2 separate regions of the Homo sapiens genome follow, and region 1 is linked to region 2. A link is a contact called in ENCODE Hi-C or POLR2A ChIA-PET data. All regions are on one chromosome and are shown on one strand. The core of a region is the stretch at or near the end of the contact, and the rest is flanking DNA. Distances in the headings are between cores, read along the strand shown.

The links. A loop is a pair of places that touch in the nucleus more often than their neighbours do. ChIA-PET counts read pairs that join two places held with the same protein, here RNA polymerase II (POLR2A). Pooled maps may share reads with other maps.
Region 1: a loop to region 2 is called in a pooled map, with 2.4 times the contacts of the local background. The contact joins two enhancer-like sites. A Hi-C loop is called at or near these places in 3 of 50 pooled maps. POLR2A ChIA-PET finds 5 or more read pairs at or near these places in 2 of 52 experiments (A673 and activated T-cell).

Annotation. Positions count from the first base shown.
Region 1 is chr5:126,645,805-126,650,932 of GRCh38, reverse strand. No RefSeq gene overlaps it. Among named protein-coding and RNA genes, the nearest start is that of SPMIP10, 17 kb to the right of the region's middle. Within about 2 kb of position 1,817, at least 2 of the 41 ENCODE cell types and tissues checked have a DNase peak (open chromatin) inside an H3K27ac peak, as active enhancers do.
Region 2 is chr5:126,968,983-126,974,224 of GRCh38, reverse strand. The region is part of intron 1 of MARCHF3 (membrane associated ring-CH-type finger 3); the gene reads left to right. Among named protein-coding and RNA genes, the nearest start is that of MARCHF3, 59 kb to the left of the region's middle. RefSeq lists enhancers at 1,602-1,651, 1,672-1,761. Within about 2 kb of position 1,769, at least 9 of the 41 ENCODE cell types and tissues checked have a DNase peak (open chromatin) inside an H3K27ac peak, as active enhancers do.

The DNA.
Region 1 (5,128 bases), core at 568-3,067, 320 kb after region 2:
CAATTCCAAGAATTGCCATCGTCTTCCAATAGTGATCTTTTTCAGGTCCCATTTCTGACACCATGTCAATTTAAATAACACATAGAGAGAGGCGCTCCAAAAGAAAATGATATTTACTTGGGACTAGAGCACTGCAATGAGAATACACATGCCATAGTATGTATGTATTCAGAGAAGTAAAGCAAGACAAAGGTTTTTTTGTTTTGTTTTGTTTTTAATGAAGAGGATTGCATAACTGTTTTGAAATAATTATTCTTGGCTACAGAGATCAATAACAAGGGTGACATCAGTCTGAAATTGGACAAGGAGTTACTAGGCAGATGTCCTTGCAGAAGTTTTTTTTTGTGTAAGTTTGCAATGGAGGTTGGTTTTTGCAGAGCCTTTTGTGATAGTTTTTGTTATCAGGCATATAAACATGAAAATCCTCTCTTCACAGCCATCCCTGGCTCTATTTATCAGGGTTTTATTTTTAACATTAGGTACTCCATTTTTCTTCCTGATAACTTTCACAGCACGATTAGATGCAAATGATATATTCAGATGTTTTCGTGGGGCCAGAACAAAGCACTGTGCATTGTTCAGTTCAACTCTTGTGTTCACCTTCTTTTTTTTCCCATTTAATTCTGGAAATGTACAAAAATTTTACTCTAATGAGCTCCTGGAGTGCAAGGTATCTGTTCATAGAGGGTGTAGCCCCTTTAGGATGCCCTGCAACATTCCCATTCCTCATTCCTAGGAAATCTGGTCTCAGTAATTACCTTGGATTTTGAATTCTAGTTGAGTGGTATAAACATAAGAAATACCTCAAAATTTTACTCGAAGACCTTGCTGGAAATTATTCTATTACCAGCTAAATTTACCTTTAGCCCTTTCAGTGGAAGGGAAAATAATGGAAATATTCTTTTTTTTTTGAGACAGAATTTTCCTCATTGCCCAGGTTAGAGTGCAATGGTGCAATCTCTGCTCACTGCAACCTCCACCTCCCGGGTTCAATCAATTCTCCTGCCTCAGCCTCCCGAGTAGCTGCGATTACAGATGTGTGTCACCATGCCTGGCTAATTTTGTATTTTTAGTAGACAGGGTTTCTCTATGTTGGTCAGGCTGTTCTCAAACTCCTGACCTCAGGTGATCCGTCCTCCTCAGCCTCCTAAAGTGCTGGGATTACTGGTGTGAGCCACCGTGCCTGGCCCTGGAAAGATTCTTAATAGACACAGAGTGCCGATACTGCTTCCTCTTAAAGAGAAGTGGCTTAATTGGCTCTGGTCTATTTTAGTGGTAAGGTAGTATTAGGGGATTATAAGAAGTAAAAATCTACTTATCCTAAATAGCTTTTAGAAATTCAGGACTACCAGCTTTTTGTTCCTTAAATGTATAAAATAACTCCTCTGTGAGGTACTCCCAGTTATTTCTCAAGTCTTGGACTGAATTGGGTTACAGAATGGCACAGTTATGTAAATTATAGCTCACTGTTTATCTCTTCTCATATACCTTTACTTAGGTTTCAGTACGTGCCAAATAAGAAGAGAGAATTAGTCTAGTATTTCTTCTAATTCTTTGGTCCGTACTTATGTTTTCTATGTTATGCGAGTCTGTGTGAAGAGAGTCCACCAACAGGCTTTGTGTGAGCAACAAGTCTGTTTATTTCACTTGGGTGTAAGTGGGCAGAGTCCGAAAAGAGAGTCAGTGTAAATATTGACACACAGTCCTTTTGCAAGGGTGAGGGCTCGAGTTAAGGCAATGAGTTTGGCTTGCTGAGAGGTAGTGGAGTGGGGCAGAGCGGTAGCCTCAACGATAGATGTGGAAGATACTATAGCATAGCCTGCCTTTGCTGGTGTGTGGCAATTAGGCCTGGTGGAATTGCCATCAATAAACCAAGTGTGATCAGGGTGAGGAACAGGAAAGAAGGAAATATGGGGAAATGGGGTGAATGCCAGGTGGATCAGAGAGATACAGTCATGGGGGTCAGGTGTGGTATCCGGAATAATGTGGGAGGCTGGATAGAAGTCCGGGCCAGGAACATGGTAATTGTGGGAGACTCAACAAAGAGTGAGTACAGCTGAAGAAGTGGGGTGGTGGCGCAGAAAGTATATGCATCAGGTGTGAGGAAGAAAATAGATTTTGAAAGTTATGAGAACTGTAGAGAGTGAGTTGAGCATAGTTTGTGATTTTGAGGGCCTCTAAAAGTATTAGAGCAGTAGCAGCTGCCGCATGCAGACATGAGGGCCGGCCTAAAACAGAAAGGTCAAGTTGTTTGGACTAAAAGGCTACAGGGGGCAGTCCCGGTGCTTCTGTAAGAATTCTGACCACATACTCTAGAGAACATGACTCTCTAGATGAACTTGAACTTGAATACAGGGCTTCTCTTCTCCCATTTCTAGTCAGAGGGCTATCCTCCCAGGAGGGGCAAGATGTCAGTATTTCTCATCCTTCCCCCTACCTGTTTCTCAGGCTAAGCACCAGGCAAGTGTGACCAAGAGGTGGGGACTGTCTTCTACCCTGCTTCAACCCATGGGATAGAAGCTCTCTACATTGCGCACATAGCCACCAAGAATATTGAGGCCCCAATTACACTTGCCCAGGTTGTAAGGTGGTGGTTCCATGCTGGGAGAAGCAAGATAAGAAGACCCAATTACACTGTCCTTCCATTCCAGTGAATGCTCAACTCCTGGAATAGGTGTGTCATGTGGAGAGATTTGTGCCTTTTTTTTTTTTCTTGGGATGGAGTTTCGCTGTTGTTTTCAGGATGGAGTGCAACTCCCAGGTTCAAGTGATTCTCCTGTCTCAGCCTCCTGAGTAGCTGGGAGTACAGGCTTGCACCACTAAGTTTGTATTTGCCCGGCTAAATTTGTATTTTTAGTAGAGATGGGGTTTCTCCATGTTGGTCAGGCTGGTCTCGACCTCCCGACCTCAGGTGATCCACCCGACTTGGCCTCCCAAAGTGCTGGGATTACAGGCATGAGCCACCATGCCTGGCCTATGTGCCTTTTTAAAAATCATCCCAAACTCCACAGCCATGGCTTGGAGATTTTGCCTGAGGGGAGAAGCAGGCCATAACACACCTAGCTCCTACTTTCTTCCCAGGGGACATGACTTTTTTGCAAAAGTGTTTGGAGAAGCTTAAGCCTAAGGGGCTCTCCAACACAAGGGAGGTTGTCATGACAGGCAATCGAAAGGATATTGGTAGACTCACTGGAGATAGAAACTGTAGGCTGGCTAGTTTGACTGAGAGAACCAGGGAAAGAGATAGCTGGAAGGATCCTTCTGGAGTAAGAACAAATCTCACTGACCTTGAGAACTATCCCGTCAAAAGAGCCCAAGGCTGGTTGCGGTGGCTCATGCCTGTAATCCCAGCACTTTGGAAGGCCAAGGTGGGTGGATCACCTGAAGTCAGGAGTTCGAGACCAGCCTGGCCAACATGGCGAAACTATCTCTACTAAAAATACAAAAAGTAGCTGGGTGTGGTGGCATGGGACTGTAATCCCAGCTACTCAGGAGGCTGAGGCACAAGAATAGCTGGAACCCAGGAGGTGGAGGCTGCAGTGAGCTGAGACTGAAAAAAAAAAAAGAGCCCAAATGTAATGGGATTAGTCTTTGGAGCAATTCATTCCTTAGGGTGTTGTTGAAAACAATAGAGCAATCAGCCTGCAATTAGTGGAGCTTAACAGCTGGGTGGAGTTAGGGAAATAAATATTGAAGAGAGTCCTGCCAAAACCACTGTCATCAGAGGGTAACTGGGCATAGCCAAGGCTGAGATCCTGAGAAACAGCATCAGAGGTTTAACACTGCAGGTGGATGTGGGGGTGGGAATGGGGGTGGGGAGAGATTAAACTTCACTAAAATTATCCAGCCAGTCACTAAACAAGTAAACAAGCAAATAAGAACAAAATGCACTAGAGTTGGGTGGGACTGGAAGGAGTTAGTACCCAAAGTTGCTACAATATATTTTCTAAAATATCCATTTTCCAACAAAAAATTTTGAGACATGCAAAAAAAAAGAGAGAAGTATAATCCATTCACCAGAAAAAAAAAAAAAGCAAGTAACAGAAATGACCAGCTGTCAGTTTCTTTTTTGTTTATTGAGATGGGGGGTCTCACTATGTTGCCCAGGCTGGTCTTGAACTCCTGAGCTCCAGTGATCCTCCCTCAGCCTCCCAAAGTGCTTGGATTACAGGTGTGAGCCATTGTGCCTGGCCAAGCTGTCAGTTTTAACAAAGCCTTCAAAGGAAACATTAAGAAAACTATGATTAAAGAAGTAGTTCCACCAGCCTGGGCAACATGGCAAGACCTTGTCTCTACAAATAAATAAATGAAAATTTTAAAAAAATTAGTAGGCCAGGTGTGGTGGCTCACGCCTGTAATCCAAGCACTTTGGGAGGCCGAGGTAGGTGGATCACCTGAGGTCAAGAGTTGTTCATGACCAGCCTTGCCAACATGGTGAAACCCCATCTCAACTAAAAATACAAAAAAATTAGCTGGGCATGTTGGCAGTTGCCTGTAATCCTAGCTACTTTGGGAGGCTGAGGCAGGAGAATCACTTGAATCTGGGAGGCGGAGGTTGCAGTGAGCCAAGATTGCACCACTGCATTCCAGCCTGGGTGACAGAGCGAGACTCTGTCTCAAAAAAAAAAAAAAAAAAAAAAAAAAAAAAAAAAAAAATTAAGTGTGGTGGCATGTGCCTGTAGTCTCAGCTACTCTGGAGGCTGAGGTAGGGGGAGTGCTTGAGCCTGGGAGGTGGAAGCTGCAGTGAGCCATGATCACACTACTGGACTCCAGCTTGGGTGACAGAGCAAGACCCTGTCATTAAAAAAAAAAAAAAGAAAGAAAGAAAGAAAGAAAAGAGAAAGAAAAAAATAAAATGAATAGTTTCAGGTTGCTGAACACATGCAGGTGCTGAGAGGGTGGTGCACCTGAAGAGAGCATAGGGGCTCCCTGCTCCTTCCTCCATACCTTGCCTTATGCATGTCTTCCACCTGGCTGTTCTTAAACTGTATCCTTTTATAATAATAAAAAAAGAAGTAGTAAAGGAAGATATGAGAAAAATGTTGCATTAAATAGAGAATAACAGTAAAGAGATAGAAACTCTAAAGAGACAAATGGAAATTCTGGAGTTGAAAAGTATAACAACAAA
Region 2 (5,242 bases), core at 520-3,019:
GCACCTCACTTTAAAAAATAGATTTTGCGGCCGGGCGCGGTGGCTCACGCCTGTAATCCCAGCACTTTGGGAGGCTGAGGCGGGTGGATCATGAGGTCAGGAGATCGAGACCATCTGGCTAACAAGGTGAAACCCCGTCTCTACTAAAAAATACAAAAAATTAGCCGGGCGCGGTGGCGGGCGCCTGTAGTCCCAGCTACTCGGGAGGCTGAGGCAGGAGAATGGCGTGAACCCGGGAAGTGGAGCTTGCAGTGAGCCGAGATTGTGCCACTGCAGTCCGCAGTCCGGCCTGGGCGACAGAGCGAGACTCCGTCTCAAAAAAAAAAAAAAAAAAAAAAAAAAAAATAGATTTTGCTTAATATTCTGGATAGAAAGTATTCCTCTTACAGATCCTTCAGTCTCCAACTTATATTTATGCCTGAAAATAATGTTCTTTATGGCCATCACCTTAGGCAATTTGGATGGTGATGAACTACAAAAACGTATATATGTTCTTACTAATACGGATAACTTACTGCTTTATCATTGCACAGAGGCAGTAATCCACATCTCTTTCCTAGCACTACTGAAGTAGGTAGAGTCATTACAATGCATTTTAGTCAAAAGGAATGTGAGAGTTGAGGATCATTGCCCCCAAATTCTCTCTGCCACCCTCTGCACTTCTGCAATTGTCTGCTTTAGCATCTAGCTAGGTGAGCTCAGATGTGGTCTGAATTAAGAGCAGTGTGACCTCAGAGCTGCCAGGTTTGCAGGCGCCTCCCCTACAGGTGGAAGCTATACTTCTGGATTGCTCCACCTGGCAGGAACCCCAGAGAGGTGGAATTCCATGCGTTGTGCTCGGACCTCCACAAACTGCAGGCTGATACAGAATGTGTTTACTGGGTTAGTGCAACCTAGCATGCAAACGTGGACACAGGATAGTCACAACTCCCACAGCAGCCTAAAGGAACTATGCAGGTCAGGTTGTGAAATGGCACCCAGAGTTATTTAGAAGGGCGTTTGGAATTCATAACGAGGTTGGTTTTGTTTTAAACCCTACTGTTGTCCTGGTAGGAAACAATGAGTGTTGATTACATTTTATTCTACTTAACATCAGTGCTTCTCAAGGGAGATATTGGTGACATGGAATTAGGTCTTATATTCAGGCATATAGCAAAAATAAATAAAGAACCTGGGGAGAAGATATTAAAATTTTAAGTAAAAGTGGAAATGAGACTACGAACAAAGGCAAAGAGAAAGAATATTTTAAACTGATATATCATGTGATATAGAGACATTAGCATACACTTTTGTTGGGTACGGGGAGAAATGTGGTATATAAATTATGCCAAAATCAAATTTTTCTCCATTGCTGGAGTGTATTTGGGATGGGTTTCAAAACTCTCTCAAATATACAGGGTTTTTTTGGTGTTTTTTTTACATCCTGTTTCAACATCCAGGGTCTAGACATTGGACTTCCTTCAAACAAGAGGCCAGTGAGAATAAATTTGAGCATGCAGTTGTTAAAACCACTCTCTTCCTCCACGTAGCTCTTGACAGCAGCTGCAGAAAATGAAACCTGTTGGGGGTGGAAGTGGATGGAGGTAAGGCAGTCTCAGATGGGAGGAATATGCTGATAGAGGAATCTGACCCTCAATTAATGAATGGCATCAACACCTTTCATGTTGAATGGCACACCCGAGGCCTGGGTGAGACAAGCAGGGAGAGAAGAGAAAGATCATATCTTGTTAATTGACCTCATCTCACCTCCTCCCCCATAAAAGCACATGACTTGTAACACAGAACTTCCTTTAATTTCATCAGACTACCTTGCCCAGAAACGAAGCACAGTAGTGATTATGAATGAACAGATACTTTGCCCCTACCTCTTGCCATTATCTCTTCCATAAACTTACTTAGGGAAAGCTAACATGAATCTCACTTCCTGGTTTTTAGGGGGTGATTTGAGGTTCTGGGAATTTTTTTTTTTTTTTTTTTTTAGTTCTTTAATTTTAAGCAGTCAAACACTCTGTTCCAAACAGAATGCAAATCCCACTCGTTGTACTCCTAACTTTGTATTATAAATGTTGGACTCTGTGAAAGCAGCAAGAGTAATGGTATAACTGGTGTGGATAATGACAGCTTTTGGTCTTGGAAAAGAAAAAAATGAAAAGACTTGTTCAGAATTGCAGAGCCAGGGAGTCTGGCAGTTTTTTCTCATATTTCTAGGTGATAGACAAATTGTTAGTTACCACATGTATAATTTATTAGTAATTGCTCTAATTTGCCTCCTAAGTTTCTAAGTTGCCGGTTCACTGAGATCAACTGTTTTGTACCCATAAAATAAGAATCATATGGTAATTTAATGAAGTAGCTAGCCAGTTAGCATGGTTTCTGTGCAAATGCAGTATTACCCTTGCAATTTAGAAAAGGGGGAGAGGAATAACAGTGTCAAACTTCTTAGAAGCCTAGTGACTAATTGTCACTTACTGGGATTAAAATGCTACACCCACATTTTCCTCTTGTGGACATATGGACACTAAGATAACTGTCTTTCCTTTGGGTTGTGTTGCAGTCTCTTTAAAACAAAATGCTTCCTTCCTCCTGGGAGCAGTGTAAGAGCTGCTGAGTGAAGGAAGCTGGATCCCTCCCATGGGTGATCTCTGGGAGAGAGGCCTAGAGCCTGCTAATGAAGTTAGAGCACAGCTTAAGGTACAATAGACCTGCTGCAAGGATGTTGGGGATAGGGTCAACATAGAACATTTGTTTTTTCTTTTCTTTTTTTTTTTTTTTTTTTGAGACAGAGTCTCGCTCTGTCACCCAGGCTGGAGTGCAGTGGCGCGACCTCGGCTCACTGCAACCTCTGCCTCCCGGGTTCATGCCATTTTCCTGCCTCAGCCACCCGAGCAGCTGGGACCACAGGTGCCCACCACCACGCCCGGCTAATTTTTTGTATTTTTAGTAGAGACAGGGTTTCACCATGCTAGCCAGGATGGTCTTGATCTCCTGACCTCATGATCTGCCCGCCTCGGCCTCCCAAAGTGCTGGGATTACAGGTGTGTGCCACCGCGCCCTAGCCTGTTTTTTCTTCTTAAAGCAAGCATTCTACTTCTCTCCAAACGTAATTAGTTGACTTCAGGTATGGCTATAAGAACATAAATGCAAAAATTTCTTCTTATGGCCAGACTGTCAGATTTCTCTCTGTTCTTGAATTTTCTCAACCTACCAACAATAAATTGTCTACTTATCTTTTAAACTCAGGAGCCAAACAAGCAGAGTCCTCATTCTGCTTCATGTGACATCAGCAAGACTGAACTCTCCTCTGCTTGCTGTGCTCTGTTCTTGCTGGTTTGTAAGTGGCAGCAATCATAAGAGGCAGGAACACAGCTTCCCATTTGTTTTTCAGGTTTAAGCTGTGGTTTTGGAAATGACAGGAAGTAGGAAAATGAAGCTTTTGGCTGGCCTTTGAAGAAACTGGAAGTAGAGGTGACAGAATACATGCGGATTGCTCTGGACCTTTTTGGAAAATCACTCTTTTGCCCAACACAGTTGGCAACCATCCTGGGACCGATAAAATTCCTTTGCACTTCATCAGAATTTAACTTTGGCTTAATCTGTCAAAGTCACAACCACATCTCTCAAGAGTACCATTTGGCCACAAGTCAAATACATTATCACAAACACATTAGATGTTCCTGAATAGCATTCCTAACCCATAGCTGATGTCCACATTCATCGAGCAAGATCAAATACCAAAAGAAAAAAAAAAAAGAAAAAAAGTAATTTAATCCATGCTAATTTTATTGAAATCAAGACACTTTCCTAAGTGGACAAATTTTTAGAAAAAGAGCATAAGCCAGCTGGGCGCAGTGGCTCACACCTGTAATCCCAGCACGTTGGGAGGCTGAGGTGGGTGTATCATCTGAGGTCAGGAGTTCGAGACCAGCCTGGCTAACATGGCGAAACTCTGTCTCTACTAAAAATACAAAAGTTAGCCAGGTGTGGTGGCATGTGCCCGTAATCCCAGCTATCTGGGAGGCTGAGGCAGGATAATCATTTGAACCCGGGAGGCAGAGGAAGCAGTGAGCTCATATTGCCCCACTGCACTCCAGCCTAGGTGACAGAGCAAAACTGTCTCAAAAATAAAAAAATTAAAAAAAAAAGAAAAAAGAAGAAGAAAAAGAGCATAAGCCTGGAACCTGAAATGACATCACCAATGGTTAGAAATTTTAATGAAATTGGGATACTTACAGCCTCTTGAATTTCTCAGTAGATTATTATCATATTCATCCCCAAGGAGAGTCACCTAGCTTCATGTTTGCTTGGTCAATGTTTGGTAAGCACCAGGGCGAGATGGTTGGCCCATGTATCTAAAGTAGTGCTACTCAGAGTGTGGTCTTAGGGCCAGCAGCATCTGGAAGCCTATTAGAAATGCAAATTAATGGCCCCACCCCAGCCTCCTGTAGCAGAATCTCTGCAGATGGGGGTCAGGAATCTGGGTTTTTATAAACTCTCCAGGTGATTCTAATGCTCGCTCAAGTTTAAGAACCACTGGCCTCACATCTCCAGAACAAACTGTCAACCAGCAACTGATGGTTTGTGGTTATGTCTGCAAATGAAAGAAGTGCAGCCATCCATGCCATCCTCCCTTGGTTGGAAACTAAGTCCCAGCTGCTGATTTTTGCTTCCTTTTCTCTACATTTCCAAATACCTGTGTTAGAACTGTGGGGCTCTATACATAGAAAATGTCTTAAAATAACAGTCTGTGTTTTTAAACTTGGGACTGTAAGGGGCTCCTCCTAAACATGTTTGGAGTATTTTATTTTGCTGATACTAGAAGCTGACCATTTACCTAAATAGTAATATACACCTTTCCAGAATCAGCTCTCTGGACAACCCAGCTGTCTGCTGCAAAAGAGCAAAAAACCCTAAAGTAGACCAAAAAAAGTTCCAATCATCCAACATATATATGTTGGGTAAAATTGTGCATCAAAGCTCATACCTTTTTCTAAACTCTTGGAGGCCATCAAAATCTACTCACTCTTACTTTCTAAAATTAGTTGTACCTTAGAAGTACATAAGTTTTTTAAAAATTCAGATGCATAAGAACTAATTGTAAGAGCTAAAATATAAAACTCATAAGAAAACACATGTAAATCTTCATGATCTTGGATTAGGCAATGGTTTCTTAGATATGCCACCTAAAGCACAAGCAATGAAAGAAAAAATAATTAAAATTTGAAACTTTGTGCTTTAAAGGACT